2 separate regions of the Homo sapiens genome follow, and region 2 is linked to region 1. Evidence: read pairs that join two places in POLR2A ChIA-PET (ENCODE). Cell type or tissue: PC-3. All regions are shown on one strand.

Region 1 (8,000 bases):
GCCTGTTTTATAAATATAAGTATTGAATATCTCATGTAATTTATTGAATACTGTACAGAAAAATGAAAAACAAAATCGTTGTTTGGGTACTCACCATTAATGTACACAGCCTAAAGCACACTGGGTGTGAAGAGGGTTTTATGCATTGAACTAAAATTAATTGCTGGATAATGGGGATGCTACAGTTACAGGGTCATCACATTTCTCTCTCTCATGCTGAGGCTTGAGAATAGCTGCTAGAAGACAGTGGGGCATTGACACTTGTTGATGGTTTGGCAAGCATAGAGCTCTTCAGGAAGATAAGTTTTAACTGTGCAGTTCGTTTCTTCTTTTCTTTATATGTTTCTCTATAGCAAGCAAGAGCATCCTGCATCTGCCTGTCAGCACTTGAGAATCTCTGGTAATGGACGTCCATTTCTTCTACCATTCATAAGCCACTGCTGAGAGTAGCCAATGCCTCCACCAGTTTCTTTGCTGTAAACTTTCTTGGTGCGTCAGGTGTAACTTACTTTTCCTCTGCCTCAATTTCATTCTTTCTTTCTTCCTCAGTCTGATCAGTTTCTCCTTGGGAAGCTCTTCAGTCCCAATGCTGACAAGCTCACGAATATCCTCTTCATCACTGACAAGCTCACGAATATCCTCTTCATCAGCCTCCAATTCTGGCTGTTCCCCAAGCACTAATATTGTTAGTTACTATTTCATCAAGAGCAGAATCTTTGTTAAAGCCTTTGAATGCGTTTACACACGTCTTCAAAACTTTCCTCCAAATGCCATTCATGCATTGTTGTGTGATGGCTTCTCATGCTGGAGCAATGTTTCATGCAGTATTTAGAATGTTAAAACCTTTCCAAAACTCTCAGAGCGTTCGGTCAGATTCAGTCTCTTTAACAGCCTTTGCAAATATTGGTTGTAAGTAGCATGCTTAGAACACAGCTATTGTGCCTTGGTCCATGGGTTGAATGAGTGCGGCTATGTTCAGAGGTGGCAAATATACAACCTTTACATCAAGATGGATGTCACCGGATAAGCTATGGAGGACCTGGAGCATTGTCTAAGATCAGAGCAATCTTGAATGAGATGTTGCTTTGCCTACAATACTCTCTTGCCTGCAGAATAAAACACTTCAAACCCCAGTCTTTAAACAATGCTGATGTCATCCAGGCTTTCTTGTGATGGCAGTAATAAACAGGAAATGGATGCTTGTTCACATTCTCAAATGCTCTGGAGTTCCCTAAGTGGCAGATTAGGAAGGCTTTAATTTGAACCCTGCAACATTTTGACCCAAAAGCAGCATTCCAGGGTATTTGAATGCCTTGAATCCTGGCATTGTCTTGGCCTGTTAATATACATATGCACCAGCATACGCTTCCAGAGCAAGCTCATTTTATTGACATTAAATATTTATTCTGGCAAACATTTCTCATCCACAATTATCCTATGGAGCTTGTTCTTAAATACTTAAGGACCTTCAGTATTGGCAGTTGCTGCCTCACGGCTGAACTTCACATTATGAAAATTATGATGCCTTTTGAAGTGCTGGAACCTGCCCATGACTTGCTATAAGCATTTGCATATGGGAAAGATCATAGGAATGCTCTTTTAGTGTATTGAAAAGAGTTCTTGCCTTAGACTGGATCATCGGTAGGCTAAGCAGTATGTGCGTCTGTATCTGGTCTTCCACTCACGTGACAAGTAATTTTTCCAAATCGTCAATCAGCCCAGCTCTTTTCTTTGTGGTAACAGTAGATTTGACTGATGCTGATGGTTCCACTGCATCACAAATTTGCTTGTTATTCCTTAAGATGGTCGTGGCTTTCTAAAGTCCTAACTCACGTAAGATGGCCATTGCTGGCTTGCTGTCTCCAAACTGGGCAATTATTTGGAGTTTTGGCTCAAGAGTAATTGCTTCTGCTTTTTCTTCTCCCCAGATATAGATGGATGTTTTGCAGACATGATGGGATGCGAAAATTAAAAACACAATAGTCCAAAAAACACGGGAACACAGTACACTGTAGAGTATCAGTTGTTTGCCCTTGTGATAGCATGGATGATGGGGACCTGTGGCTCACTGTTGCTGCCCAACATTGCAAGAGAGTATTATACTGCATATCACTAGGGAAATGCTCAAAATTTTAAATTCAAAGTATCATTTCTACTGAGTGAGTTTCATTTTTGCACCATCATAAAGTTGAAAAATCATAAGTTGAATGATTCTAAGTCGGGGACCATCTGTTTACTCTTATCTTAAGCAGGGCAGTAACCAACCCAAAGAGGCCCCAGAACAACTAGCTCTAGTCCTGAAGTTGGCAAACTTTTTCTGTAAAGAACCAGAGAGTAAATATTTTAGGCTTCCTGGGCTGTATGATCTCTGTTGCAACTGCTCAACTCTGCCCTTTCAGGAAGAAATCAGCCATAGACAATCCATAAATCAATAGTGGGGACGGGCACAATGTCTCATATCTGTAATCCCAGCACTTTGGGAGGCTGAGTTGGGTGGATCGCTTGAGCCTAGGAGTTCAAGGCCAGCCTGGGCAACATGGCAAAACCCCATCTCTACAAAAAAAATACAAAAATTAGCTGGGCATGGTGGTGCACGCCTGTAGTACCAGCTACTTGGCAGGCTGCAGCAGGAGGATCTCTTGAGCCCGGGAGGTCGAGGCTGCAGTGAGCCATGTTCATGCCACTGCACTCCAGCCTGGGTGACAGAGTGAGACCCCATCTCAAAAAAAAAAAAAAAAAAAAAAAAGGTGTAGCTGTGTGCCAATAAAACTTTTTTGTGGAACCTAAAATTTGGATGTCATACAATTTTCAAGAGTCACAAACTATTGCTGTTCTTTGATTTTTCTTCAATCACTTAAAAGTGTACACAGGCCATACAAGAACAAGTGATGGGCTGGACTTGGCCTGCAAGCTGAGGATGTGGACTCCTGTTCTAGGTCATGAGACAGCCTGTTAAATATCAGCCCAGCTTCTGGAAAGAAAAACTAAGGAATTAAACTTGGTTCCAGTGATGTTAATGTGCATTTGACAACATAAAATCTATTCAGGTAGCTTGTCAAAAAATTAGCAAGAAATATTTTTGTAGGTACAAAACGATACGTTTCATTAAGAGATAGTAATGAAATTCATGTGAGTGTACCTATATGTATATATTATAGATGTATGTGTGTGTGTGTGTATGCTTATATTTCTTCCCCCCATAACCCACACTGAGTAAATACACAACAATGGGAATTATTTTCATGTTCCTGTCTGCAAGTAAAGGGTTAATCTGTGGACTATTAATTGCTCCTGAAATCCAGTCTGGAGCTGCTGCTGACACCAAGGAAATATTCTGCATTTATATTCAAAGCTGACAAACCTTGAGAAATCCTGCTGCTGGAAATGTGAGTAAATGTGCTTTCATCTGCAGTTTCTCTTTACCGTGCAGCTTGGAATGTGAGTACTGGCATCGTTGGGCACTGTCAGTCACCGCAACTGATTCAGAGTGAGACTGTAATTGAGTCAGAGAACTTCAGATGATGGTCTTAGGAACGATGCCATCTTTTTACCCACCTGAGGGGAATCTGTCCTTCTGAATGGAGCTATTTATTCTATTCCTTGGTCATCAGCTGTAAAGTTTGGGCATCATTAGAGATGACAGTGATTCACCTCCTTCAGTGGTATGTCGAGGGCCAATGGGAATTGTCAAAAAATCTAGGTGATTTTAATTTAAGATGAAAACTCAAATGTACTTCAGAGCCCATTTTCATTTTGTCATCCTTAGTTTTGAGAAAACTCCTTAGTATTATGCTCACTGTTTTTGGAATTTTCTTTTGTAGCAGCGGGTGGCTGCATTCCTTCACTTAAAGGCATTGTAATGATCCATTGTGTAATTTTATGGCCAAATAGCTGATAGAGATAAAACTTCTCATGAGTAACATTATCATACTGCCATTTGTTCCCAAAGCTACTTCTAAAACTTATTTTTAACCTTTGTCCCCTAAAACACTCTCTCACACTATTTTCTGCATATCCCCAAGAGACAATAATTTTGTACAAAATTTTCCTACGGGTAGAAAGTGGATAGACTTTTTCAAACTACATGAGCCTCACCTTCCCCCTGAGATTCTGATAAGTTTTCTCCCTCCAGACTTTGGGAATCCATTTGTTTGAATGTAGGGGTTTGAATCACATCACTCAAGATTCTGTATGTCTCTGATTCTTAGATTTCTCCATGACACTTATAGTGATTTACTGCAGACTATTGACTCATTTTTTTTCTTTTTACCAAGTCACTAATGCATGTACAGTTTGATACCAGGATAAAGAATGACATAATTTTCTTTCATTAAGAGTTCTCATTGGCCAAAGTCAGAAAGAAAAACAGAACAAAATGAATGTCTGCCTGATGCAAAATGCTAATCAGGGTCCAGGGAACTCAAAACAAATTAGACCAACTTCTCAGTACTCTGAAGAGGCTACTAGACCTTATTTCTACTTTTGCAGCAGAAATGTGGGAGATCCAGTTTGAGACCAGCCTGGCCAACATGGCGAAACCCTGTCTCTACCAAAAATACAAAAAATTAGCCAGGTGTGGTGGTGGGCACCTGTAATCCCAGATACTCGGGAGTCTGAGGCAGGAGAATCACTTGAGCCCGGGAGGCGGAGGTTACAGTTAGCTGAGATCATGCCAGTGCACTTCATGCCAATGCACTCCAGCCAGGGCAGAGCAAGACCCTGTCTCAAAAACAAACAAACCAACAAAAACCCACAAAAACAAACAAAAAGACAAGAAAAGAAAAATGGAAAAAACAAAAAAACAAACAAAAAAAAAAAACAAGAAATGTGGGAGGTCCTGGGGAGGTTAGGAGGAGAAGCACAGTGTGGTTGGCCTTCCCAGCAATCATAGGCACTGGATTTCCTTCCTGGAAGTAGTCCATCCAACTTTGACCCCCATTTCCAGGTTATCTCAGAATACCAGCGACGTGTTCAGTGTTTAAGTAGGAATATCATTTGCCATGGGTGGAGAAACAGGCCTAAAGAAGATAAATTCCGATCCAAGCCATACACTTAGCAGGGAGAAGACTCAAGGTAGCAATCACAATTGTCTGCCCTCATAGGTTGCCTCTCTTCCTCCCTCCTCTCAGGGGGTCACTCACTGAGAGAGCAGCATGGGCCAAGCCACATGGGAACCCAGCAGGATGCTGAATGCTGGGGTGCACTGCCCAGCTCTGCCTCTAGGGCTGAGGCACTCATTTGTTGGCTGAGCTGCTGTTAGATGGAGGAGGTCGGGTCTTCTCCCAAGGGACAGTGAGCATCCAATGACTGCTTGATGAGGAGGATATAAAGAACTGGCACTTGGTATGAAGAATTGGCATTGGGCCTTAAGGCAGGACAACTCTGAAGGGTCCTCCAGGTCCCTGAGGATTAGCTGAGGCCTTTGTTGTGAATGCATTAAGAGTAAATCCCAGCAGAGGTGTGCTGGCTTGTGTCTGTAATCCCTGCACTTTGGGAGGCTGAGGTGGGGAGATCACTTGAGGTCAGGAGTTTGAGACCAGCGTGGCCAACATGGTAAAACCCCATCTCTACTCAAGAAAAAAAAAATAAAGAAATAAAATAAAATAAAAAAATTAGCCGGGTTTGGTGGCAGGTGCCTGTAATCCCAGCTACCTGGGAGGCTGAGGCAAGAGAACCGCTTGAACCCAGAAGGTGGAGATTGTAGTGAGCCAAGATTGCACCACCGCACTCCAGCCTAGGCGACAAAGTGAGACTCTGTCTCAAAAAAAACAAAACAAAAAAACAAAATTAAATTCCTACCTCACCACATTTCTCATTCCTGTGAACATAGTCCCCTATATTCATCCAAATTAAGGATGCTCCCCAATAAACTTCCTTTCTGCAGAAAGGAAAGAAAAGAAACTGGAAAAAACTCTGAATTGCGTCAAAAACAGCTTCCTAAGGAACCACCAAAACAGGTCAAATAATAGCAATTATCTGGGAATGGAGTTTTGAGGCTGAAAATCTTTGCAGGACTCCCCATTACTTTCAGGATAAGATGAAAAGTCTATACTGGGACACGTAAAGTCTTTTAGGGTCTGGTCCCTGCCTAAATCCCCAGTCTCTTTGGCTGACAAGCTACTTAATGTTTAGACTGACCCTATTTTGTCCCCTCCAGTGGCTGCCAGGCTCCTGTTTTTCACCTGATTGAGAGCTTTTGTTTTCAAAATTATTGTGCAGCTGGGGAGGGAGGATAATAAGGAATAGGGCAAATTAGAGCAACACAAAGCTCACTGTTCTTACTGAGATTCAGCTCTTTTTCTTGAGAAATGTTCCCTGGGTTGCTGCAAGTGTTTTGTTAAGTTCCAGAGTTCTGGAAGTGGGAATTCCTACCATTTTTTGCCAGTATTCTCATTGCTTTTATAAAGGATGAGATTTTCAGAAGATCTTATTCTGTCATTTTTACTGATATCCAAACTAAGTTTTAAAGAGTGAATAGAGGAGAGGTTTGTTATGGCAAAGGTGACAGCTTGGGCGAAAAAAAAAAAAAAACAGATGGGAGAAAGTTTGACATATGCAGAAGCACTGCAAGCAGCTTGGAATTGCTGGAACATAAAGTTGAGACAAAGGAGCACAAGGAAAAAAGTTTGAGGAGGCAGGCAGTTGTCAGATAATGAGTGGTCCATGTGCTACATTTGAAGATGTTTAAACTTTTTTTGTCTCTCTCAGCTGTTTTCCTTTCAGGGCCAATTTCAAACCTCAGTGATTGCTGGAAGCCGGTATAGCCATGCAAACTCACAAGTTTTGAATTATCTGATACTAGTAACCTTCCCCTCACCATCTAAGCATTGTTCACCTATGGTCAACACTTCTATATAATTATCTCTTTAAAATTTCTAAATGCATTTTTAGCTAGCTGAGCCTAGCATTCAATACCTATCACTGCATCAAAAATAAATGGGCAGTATTTGTAAGACCTCTATTAACTGATTACTGGAGACTATTGAGAAGTGCTCCCATGTTCTTACTGGAGATTATTGAGAAGTCATTACTGGAGATTATTGAGAAGTCATTACTGGAGATTATTGAGAAGTGCTCCCATGTTCTTACTTTGGGGTATAACTCTTGATGATACAACTGTACCAGTAAGTGTTAGTTTGGAAAAATAGAAACCATTTTAGGTATTTTCACTAGGAGGAACTTAATATGAGGACTTAGAGGTTCATATAACCATTGGATATGTTGGAAGATTGAAGATTGAGAAGGCCCCTGGGGGCTTTCAGTGAATCCAAAAGTGGAGTGGTCATAAGAGGCCATCCTAGATGATCTTAGCTAACTGCAGCACAAGCGAATAATTTTCAGGGAACCCCCGGGAGCCACTGGCAATCCCCACATCTACCAGTTGCCAGTGCCTACATTCTTGCTTAGCAACTAATACAGGAGAATAGTGACGTATCTTCTGTCTGTGAAACCTCTTGCAAACACCTCATGTTGGTAGCCAGGGGGTGCTTGCTGCTGTACACTGAGATCTCCATTCAGCAATGAAGGACTTACCTCTTAGCTGCTGGGAGTGTTACCAGATGAAATTCTTCAGATATCAGCTATCTTTAGAAATTGCCCTCTGCCAAAGTTCAGAACCACCTTTCTCAAGGCCATGTTCTCTTCTCAAAGAAGCCTACCTTCAACAAGTGGTCAGTGTAAGGATATAAAGGTCCCAACTCAACCCAACTCAGGACATTTCTGAAGAGACAGCCCAGCTTCGGAAATCCCCATAGGGCTTGGTAAAGTCTGTTTTGTATCTCAGAACACCTGGGTCTCATCACAGAACAACTTCTCTCTCTGTCCAGTCCTGCTTCCTTCACTTTTTCCACAAGCCTTGAGCCTAAGGGACCTCCTCAATAAACTGATTATACACTAATCTCCATCTCAGACTCTACTTCTAGGAAGAATGCAAATGGCAGCAAGGTCAGCGATCTAAGAAAGCAGAGGCAGGAGCTGGGTCACCCTATGGCCAGCTGGCA
Region 2 (8,000 bases), 96 kb after region 1:
GATACATATCTACGTTGTATGATGACCCAATCTGCTGTGTTCTTATAGTGGCAGGTATGTCGAAGACCTGAATGAAGACCGTACATGACTTACCTCCTCAGAAGAGGAAAGCAGTGCGCATTTCTACCAAGGGCAGCTTCATGTAGAGGGTTTAGAGGAGGGAAGTACCCATTCAGAACAATTACTGCCAGGCACTTTGCATTTGTTATCTCACTAAATTATCTGAACAATTGGAAAAGCCAGGTTTCATCACACAGAAAGAAGGAAACAGAAGCCAAGGAAATTACGTAGCTATATCCCAAAGCTAATTTGCAGAGGGTCAGGATTGTAACCCAGGTCTCTCTGGCCTCAGGGGCTATGAATGCTCCCATAGCAGGTGTGCACACGCCCAGCACCCAGCCCTCCATCCATGCTCAGTGTGAGAAGCAGAACGTCACACACCATAGGTGAGTTCATGGACTGCAGTGTCACTTGTGTTTCTTGCAACATGATCTGGGCCTGGTTATTTCTCCATTCTCTGATGGTTCCATGCATATGTGCCAGAAAGCTGAAAAAAACATGCTCTCTGACTAGCAGGCTCACCCTACCTAGAACAGATGGACCAACATGTGGAAGGCAAGTATGGGGGAGGAAGGGAGAGGAAACAGGAAAAACAGAAATGGGGCCAAGCCACAAGTGGAATACATTTTTCATTATTACCTGATTTTGACCGAGGGTAGATGCATTAGAAACCATCCTAAATTGTTCATACAGTGTTTACCTGAAAAGAACATACACTTAACTTCAAAGGGAAATAGGTTTAGAATTGCAGTCAGCAAGTCCCATTTGAGGCTCTGTTCTTTGAGACAGCTGCTGTCTGGGGCTCTTGTCTGGCCCCTGCTGGGGCCTCAATTTCACAGCTTCTCAGGGAAGTCGGCTTGGAGTGACAATGGTGAGACAATGGCTATGACAGTTTCATCACCATCCTCATAATCATGCCTCTTATAAGAGCTTATAAGATGTTTTCACATATATGACATCACCTGATCTTTATAATCATCTCTGACTTATCTCCTCAGAAGAGGAAAGCAGTGGTCATTCCTACCAAGATAGAAATGACCTGATCTTTATAATAATCTCTGACTTATCTCCTCAGAAGAGTAAAGCAGTGGGCATTCATACCAAGATAGAAATTATTATTATTAGGCAATAATATGACACATTTAATAGCGTGATGTAATAATTACTACATCAGTCTTATCCAAGAAGAAACCAGTGTTTGGCAAAGTGATACAACTTAGCTGTGTTCACACGGTTAGTCGGTGTCAAAGCCGGGACTCTAGTCAGATCTGCTCCCTGGTCTGGCACATTTTTGCTGTAGTATATCATGACAAGGTAAAATGACAAACTTCCTAGGTTCACTACAAGACTTGTATTTTATCATTCAGGGAGTATCAGAGATTGAGAAGTATGGTGACTCATGATCCTTTTATTTGTAACTAGCGCTGTCTGTTCATGCTAATTTTTCTCTTTGTACATGTGGCATTAAAGGCTAATGCATGATCAGCAAATCTTTACAGACTAGGTATGTGTCATTTGGACTATGATGACAAAGTGTGTCTCGAGTGATACATTTCCATCTGAAATGACCTTTCATGCATTAAGGGTAGTGACTGAGAGTTTTGGAGGCAGGACCCTCCAGAGCAGGAATGGAAGCCCTTGAACTTGTCAAGTTACTTCACTAATGGAAGCCTTGATTTTTTTAATCTTTAAAATGGGGATAGCAATGTCTACCTTGTAGGGACATCATGAGTATTAATGAGATAATGCAGATAAAGTTCTTGGTCCCAGCAAGATCCTCCATGAATGGCATCTCTTATCCTTATTCCGGAGTTCTTTCCCATTATATTTAAGCTTCTAGTATTGACATCTTCTTCCTTATCAAAAGTTGCTCAACATACAGAACCTAGAAGGAAAAGACTCTTTCCAAATAGCAGATGGCCAACCATTGCTTTAAATTGTTCAGTTGTGGAGCTGACTTTAGAATCAGATCTGAGTTCAAATTTCAGCTGTACCAGGTGCCCTGGGAAAGTCATCTTCCCTATCCCAACTTCAGTTCCCTCATCTGCAAAATGGGGATCATGATGTCTATTGCACAGTGCTGTTGTGAGAATGACATGGAAGTGCCTGACCCAGAGGCAAAGCTAGACAAATGCTACTGCTGTTCTGGATGTTGCTGGTTTCAGAGGCCGAGCCTGTGTGAGGAGATGGCCCAGTGTGGGGCTGTAGAGCCTGGGGCTGCTGGCATTTTGGTGGGGGTTGCCCTGTTTGCTATCCATCTCTGATCGCTGCAGGGGCCTCTTCCTGCTGTTCCTTTCTGCTTGGCTGTGCTGTTCTTTAGAGTCCCCTGGGGGAAGACAAAGGTGAATAGAGCTGTTTAGTTTGGAAAAAAAGCATCTCAAGGGCAACCTAGTCATGGATTCCACCAAGGACTCTTATGAAGAGGAGCTGTCCATTTGCTCTCTATCTCCAGGGAGGACAAGAAATGGGGATGAGAAAATGAGTTGCAGGAAGAGGGGGCTCCAATGGAAGGAAGAGCATCTTGCCTAGAAGGTAAATTGGTCCTAGGAGGGCAGCAACCAAGACTGCTGGGGAAGCCATCTCTGGAAATTCTTAAATGTAGGCATGACCAACACACAGCCTGGATCTCTTAGGTGGTAATCTGCTGCAAAAAAGGAACTGAGACCAAAGTAAATAATTCCATGGGTGTTTATAGAAGAGACTCTCAAAGATGTTCTGCACATTGGTATATGCACATGACATAAATTAAACCTGGGTTAATACACAGAGAAGTATGTGTGGTCAAGAACGTGTGCACACACACCTTTCTCTTTATGCTTTGGGTTCAAGGGAGCTCAAGAGAACAATATCAGGTACAGAAGCTATTGGCAGGCACATGTGAAGTCTCTTAAGCTAACAAGGTGGGAAAAACAGAGAACTGGAAGACTTGGCTAGGAGCGGTTCAAAGGGGGAATTAGACCATTGTGTGAGTTCTTGTTGTGGAAATCAAGCACCACCAGAATTTAGCCCTGGAATGGGAGCTGTGCCATTGAGCAAGTTCTTAGACATTAGCAAGGCAGCACAAAATGTACTTTCACTCTTTATGAGAGCCTCAGTGATATCCTGTACAGGTGAGGAAATTGAGTCTTCACCTAGTGAGCCCTTGGTTTCCAGCTCGAGTGTTTGAATGTGTCACTCCTTTTTCCTGTGGCTGACTTCCTCTTAAAGCCCAGGTATATGCTTAAAGTTCCCTTGCTCAGATTGGCTCTCTGCCACGGGGCCTGCTCTCTTTAAGCTCTCCATGAGACTCATTGCTCTAAAGTGTCTCATTTGTTTACCTATTTATTTTCTACCGCCTAGAATGTGGGCCACATGGGGCAGGGATCCTATTATCTTTATTTTTATATTCCTTCTTTATGACAGCGTACAGAAGTGCTGAATACATGCTTGTTGAACAAAAGATTAAACTCACTTTCCCAATAAATTGTTCTACTAAAAAGACACACGCATCCATATGTTCATTGCAGCACTATTCACAATAGCAAAGACGAATAGCAAGTGCCCATCAGTGTTGGATTGCATAAAGAAATCGTGGAATAGTACCATGGAATAGTACATAGCCATAAAAAGAATAAAATCATGTCCTTTGCAGCAACATGGATACAGCTGGAGGCCATTAACCTAAGCGAATTAATGCAGACATAGAAAACCAAATACCACATGTTCTCACTTATAAGTGGGAGCTAAACATTGGGTACACGTGGATATAAAGATGGCAACAATAGATACTGGGGACTCCTAGAGGGGAGAGAAGGAGGGTGTCAAGGGTGAAAAACCTACCTATCTGGTATTATGCTCACTACCTATGTGAGGGGTTCAATTGTACTTCACACCTCAGCGTCAAGCAATATACTTTCCTAACAACCTGTACATGTACCCCCTGAATCTAAAATAAAATTTGAAAAAAATAAAATGAAATAAACTGACTTTCCCACAATCCACCTTTGACTCCCAAGCCCAGCACCCTTCCAACTTGTTTCCTGCTTCCAGAAGACATCAAACTGGGCAGCGTAAATCTGAGACGCACGGAGTTAAGCCTGCAGCCAGGTCTAGAGCTAGGCACTGCCTGATTCTCCCCTCTGCTCTGTTCCTTTAGAAGCTCTTTTTCCAGCATTTGCCTTGAAAAGTCATTCCCAGAGTATTTTTATTTTTAATGGAGCAGGCTGCCAATAGAACTTTATTTATGGGTTTATATTTTAAGATTGTTGAGGATTTGCTTGCCTTGGGATATTTGGGTGGATCTGGCCCCAAGCAAGCTGAGCCTCAGCACCTCCCTGTGGACTAAGCGAGCACTTCCCTGAGGTCTGGCAAATGCCCTAGGGCTGCCTTCTCTTCTTTAGAGGACTGGGTAGGAGCCCAGGGCCTCAGACCAACCCATTCATTCCCACTACGAAAACAGTACTTCCACTGGGGCCAGCACTGGATGCCAGAGAGGAGGCCCTTCCTCTCCCTTCCCACACTCCTGGCTGTGGTGTGTGAACCTGGTCTTCTAAGAACAGAAATAACATCCTGTGTTTGCTCCCACTTGGCAGCCAGGCGGGTCCGGCGGGCCACTTGGCTGTCAGCCTGAGGAAGGAAGTCTCCAGGTATTGGTGAGAAAGTTGGAGGCAGGTTGCTGCCTAGAGAAAGTGCCATTTGCCATTTGTCAGGGTCACAGGGAAGAGGCAGCTCCAGGGGGGATCTCTGACCCTTCCCAAGCAGTGAAAGTTGGGAAGTGTCTCCCCCGCAGCTGTGGCTTCCAGCAGAGACCGGAGACTAGAACCAGCAGCACTTACAGAGATTTATAGCCCATGGAAGAAGGCTTCTCAGCTCACATGTTTACTTCAGAGAACTCTGTGGAGGCATCAAGGGCCAGGGTCAACATACACCACTGCAGCTTTGTCTTTCAAATGTTTCGGGCCGCATTATGTGTTTGGAAGACAGCAATGGGGTGAGTGGGGAGTGGGGAAGGCAACAGGCATTACTGAAAATTCACAAACATACACGATTTGGGCATGTCTAGGTAGTGTATAGTTAATGATGTTGTTCCCTTTTGTTCCTTACAACTTAGAGGAAAAAAGAAACATTTCCAGTTCTCCTATGTCAAAGGAAGCCCTGTTGCCAGGCCCTTCTTTTGAAAAAAAAAAAAAAAAAAAAAAAAAAAAAAAAAAAAAAGCTTGCAAATTGAGAGTTCCCAGGAGATTGGAGTTAATCCCCCAGAGCTAACCAAGGGAGAGTTGTAACCTTGAACATTGCACCATTGTCAGGGTTGTTTGGGGTGCTCTGCTTGAATGACTAAAGGAGACCCCCTCTCCCACCCAATCCCCTTCCATGCCCAGGCTTGGCTGGCAGCTTTTCCCTCTCCTGTGTCACCTCCTTCTGTTCCTCTGATTCCTCCCCCTCACACTACTCTTGGCTTCCTCCCGGATCAAGTCCCAAAGGACAAGGGGGATGCATAACCAGCTGGGAAGTGAGTGACCACTGGTTTAATGGCAACCGGCACCCTTCCCCTCTTCCAAGAGGAAGAGCTGTTTATTTGGTTTTGTGAAATATGCAGAAGCTATGAAAATAAGCACTCTATTAATAATAAATGGAATGGAAAATAGAAGCAAACAAGTCAAAGAAAGATGAGGTGGAAGGTGAGTCAGTCAATTTTCTTTTAATTGCTCTCACATCAGTAAAAGTCAAAGGAACAGCAACCTCGAAAGTGTCTTAATCAAATAGAACGCCAGGAAGACTGCAGCAGGGACATCTCTTTGGGAGAAAATGCAGAGCAATCTGAGTTTAAGTAAGCTAAAACATACTCAGGCTGGCCAAAGGAAATCCAGTTGAAATTACATTATAAAAACAGAGGCCAGCTATTGTAACTTTTTCAAGTACCGCCATTTTTGGCACAGCATTGTATTTTTTAGAACTTTATCCATATACACAAATTCAAAAACAAGTATTTTAATCCCCTATGTTCAGCTAGAGTGGCTTCTTTGCAAACTAAAGGTTAAATTTTGCCAAAGTGATGAGGAGCCAATTGTATAAAGTAAACTATTGTCATGAATGCTGCCTTCCCCCCAAAAAAACCAACCCATGTGGTCATAGCTCATTACTCTACAGGGAAATGTACCACTAAGAAAGAAGGACATCTGCTTGGCTGCAGGTAACCTGTACAGGACTCCATCCAAAGGGCTTACTGAAAAGAACAGGGTACCAAAGGGTTTCATTATCAGTGGTCTCACCCCTAAGGCAGATCTGGGCGCTGGAAATAGTTAAACGTATACCATGTTGAAATGATGGCAGACAGATTCTAGGGTGGTTCTCAGGCTTTCCACACCCTGCTGTTCACCCTCTGTGTACTCCCCTCCCCTTGGTCTAGACCTAGGAAAATACATCACCTTCTCTAAGATTCTTTCCTAGCAGACTAGGGAAAGATTCTCCAGCTAACTTTGAAAAAGTCAGCTGTCATGTTTTGAGAAGGCTATGTGGCTGGGAGCTGAGGGTGGCCTCTAGGAGCTGAGAGCAAGTCCTGGCCAATAGTCAGCAAGAAAGCAGGGACCTCAGTCCTACAACTACAAGGAACCGAACTCTTCCAACAACCTGAATAAGCTTAGAAGATGAACTGAGCTCCAGATGAGAATACAGCCTGGCCAACACATTGACTTCAGCCTGGAGACACCCAAGTAGAGAACCCAGCTATGCTGTGCTCAGACTTCTAACCTATGGAAACTGTGAGAGAGCAGTGAGTGTTATTGTATGGTAATGTGTCATGCAGCGATAGAGAAGGAAGGCAAGATACATCCCGCTGTGTAGGCTGCTCAATCAGCTGGCTCAACAAACCCTGCATCAGAGCACTTTTCCAAGCTGCAGCCAGGAGATATTTTCAAAACAGGAAACACCCCTACTGCCATTCACAGCTGCTTAAACGTCTTGGTGGCTTTCCTTGGCACCTGGGATAAAGACTGGGAAACTCCTCTTGGCCTACACAGTCTCATATCTCAGCTTCCCTCCCCTTTCCCACCACACTGGCCTCCTCTTAGCGTGTGGTGTCCTCCAAATGCCTCCACCTTTCGGGACTGTTTCCCCTCCTCCTCCTCACCTGCAATTCCTCCTTTCAAATATGACATCCCCTCCAGCTTTTGACTGCTTTTGTTTGCTCTCCAATGCCTTCCAATAACTATTTTAAAAGGTTTTCCAAACATTTATCACTGTTGTCTACAAGAAAGGTAGTTTGATACAAGATCCTCCCTTTTCATCTAAATTCATCATACGGTTCTAAAACACTTACATTTAGCTATTCTCATTTAGTCCTCATAAAACATTACTAAGATGACCAAAATGAGTTAATTCTCTCAAGAGATAATTTACTTTCTCCCTTTCTGTATTCCAGGTGTTATGCTAGGCAGTGTTAGGTAGGGAACAAATCAGTGGGAAACAAGTCAGGTCCAGTCTCTAGCTTCACAGAGTTTATGATCTAACACAAGAGTCATTCGTTAAATGAATATAGTGAATTTTAGAGAGACCAAGGGCCTCATGCCAGGGCCCACAGCGGAGTAAGTAGCAGAAGTGAGATTTAACACCAGAGCTCGGGCTTCTGCATCAGTGCACACAACACAGAGTATTTTTCATGAGGCTACCCCATAAAAGCTAGACCATTCATTCATTCATTTAAAAAATATTCATTGAGTACTTTTACTCTACCAGGAACTGTTCTAAACACAGAAGATACAAAGAGGGCAAAAATAGAAATTCCTGCCCTCATTCTGCCCACATTCTAAACAGTTATTACTTTCTTAAGTCATATGTAAATAAGACCCTTAGTGTTATTTAGATATTCTTCAAAGACTGAATTTTGTGGAGCATGTGTTTTTTATTCACTATGGAGGCACATAACACTATGAGCTTTGCTAAAATAGGTTGATACAAGGAATACA

The links. ChIA-PET counts read pairs that join two places held together with the same protein. Peaks named below come from ENCODE experiments on the same cell type or tissue, not always from the same donor. Only the 100,000 strongest peaks of a DNase experiment are listed, where the experiment ranks them.
Region 2: POLR2A ChIA-PET joins it to region 1 with 8 read pairs; 3 of 35 experiments call an interaction of 5 or more read pairs at or near these places.

Annotation. Positions count from the first base shown.
Region 1 is chr1:232,206,126-232,214,125 of GRCh38, forward strand. No RefSeq gene overlaps it. Among named protein-coding and RNA genes, the nearest start is that of DISC1-IT1, 280 kb to the left of the region's middle. In PC-3, a CTCF peak has its summit at 5,215; a DNase peak (open chromatin) is centred at 3,496; H3K27ac peaks cover 1,284 bases.
Region 2 is chr1:232,301,965-232,309,964 of GRCh38, forward strand. It overlaps LOC101929902 (a long non-coding RNA gene), which reads right to left. Exons shown (of 3, transcript XR_001738524.2): 3 at 1-2,386. Among named protein-coding and RNA genes, the nearest start is that of SIPA1L2, 320 kb to the right of the region's middle. In PC-3, CTCF peaks have their summits at 4,377 and 4,581; a DNase peak (open chromatin) is centred at 3,287.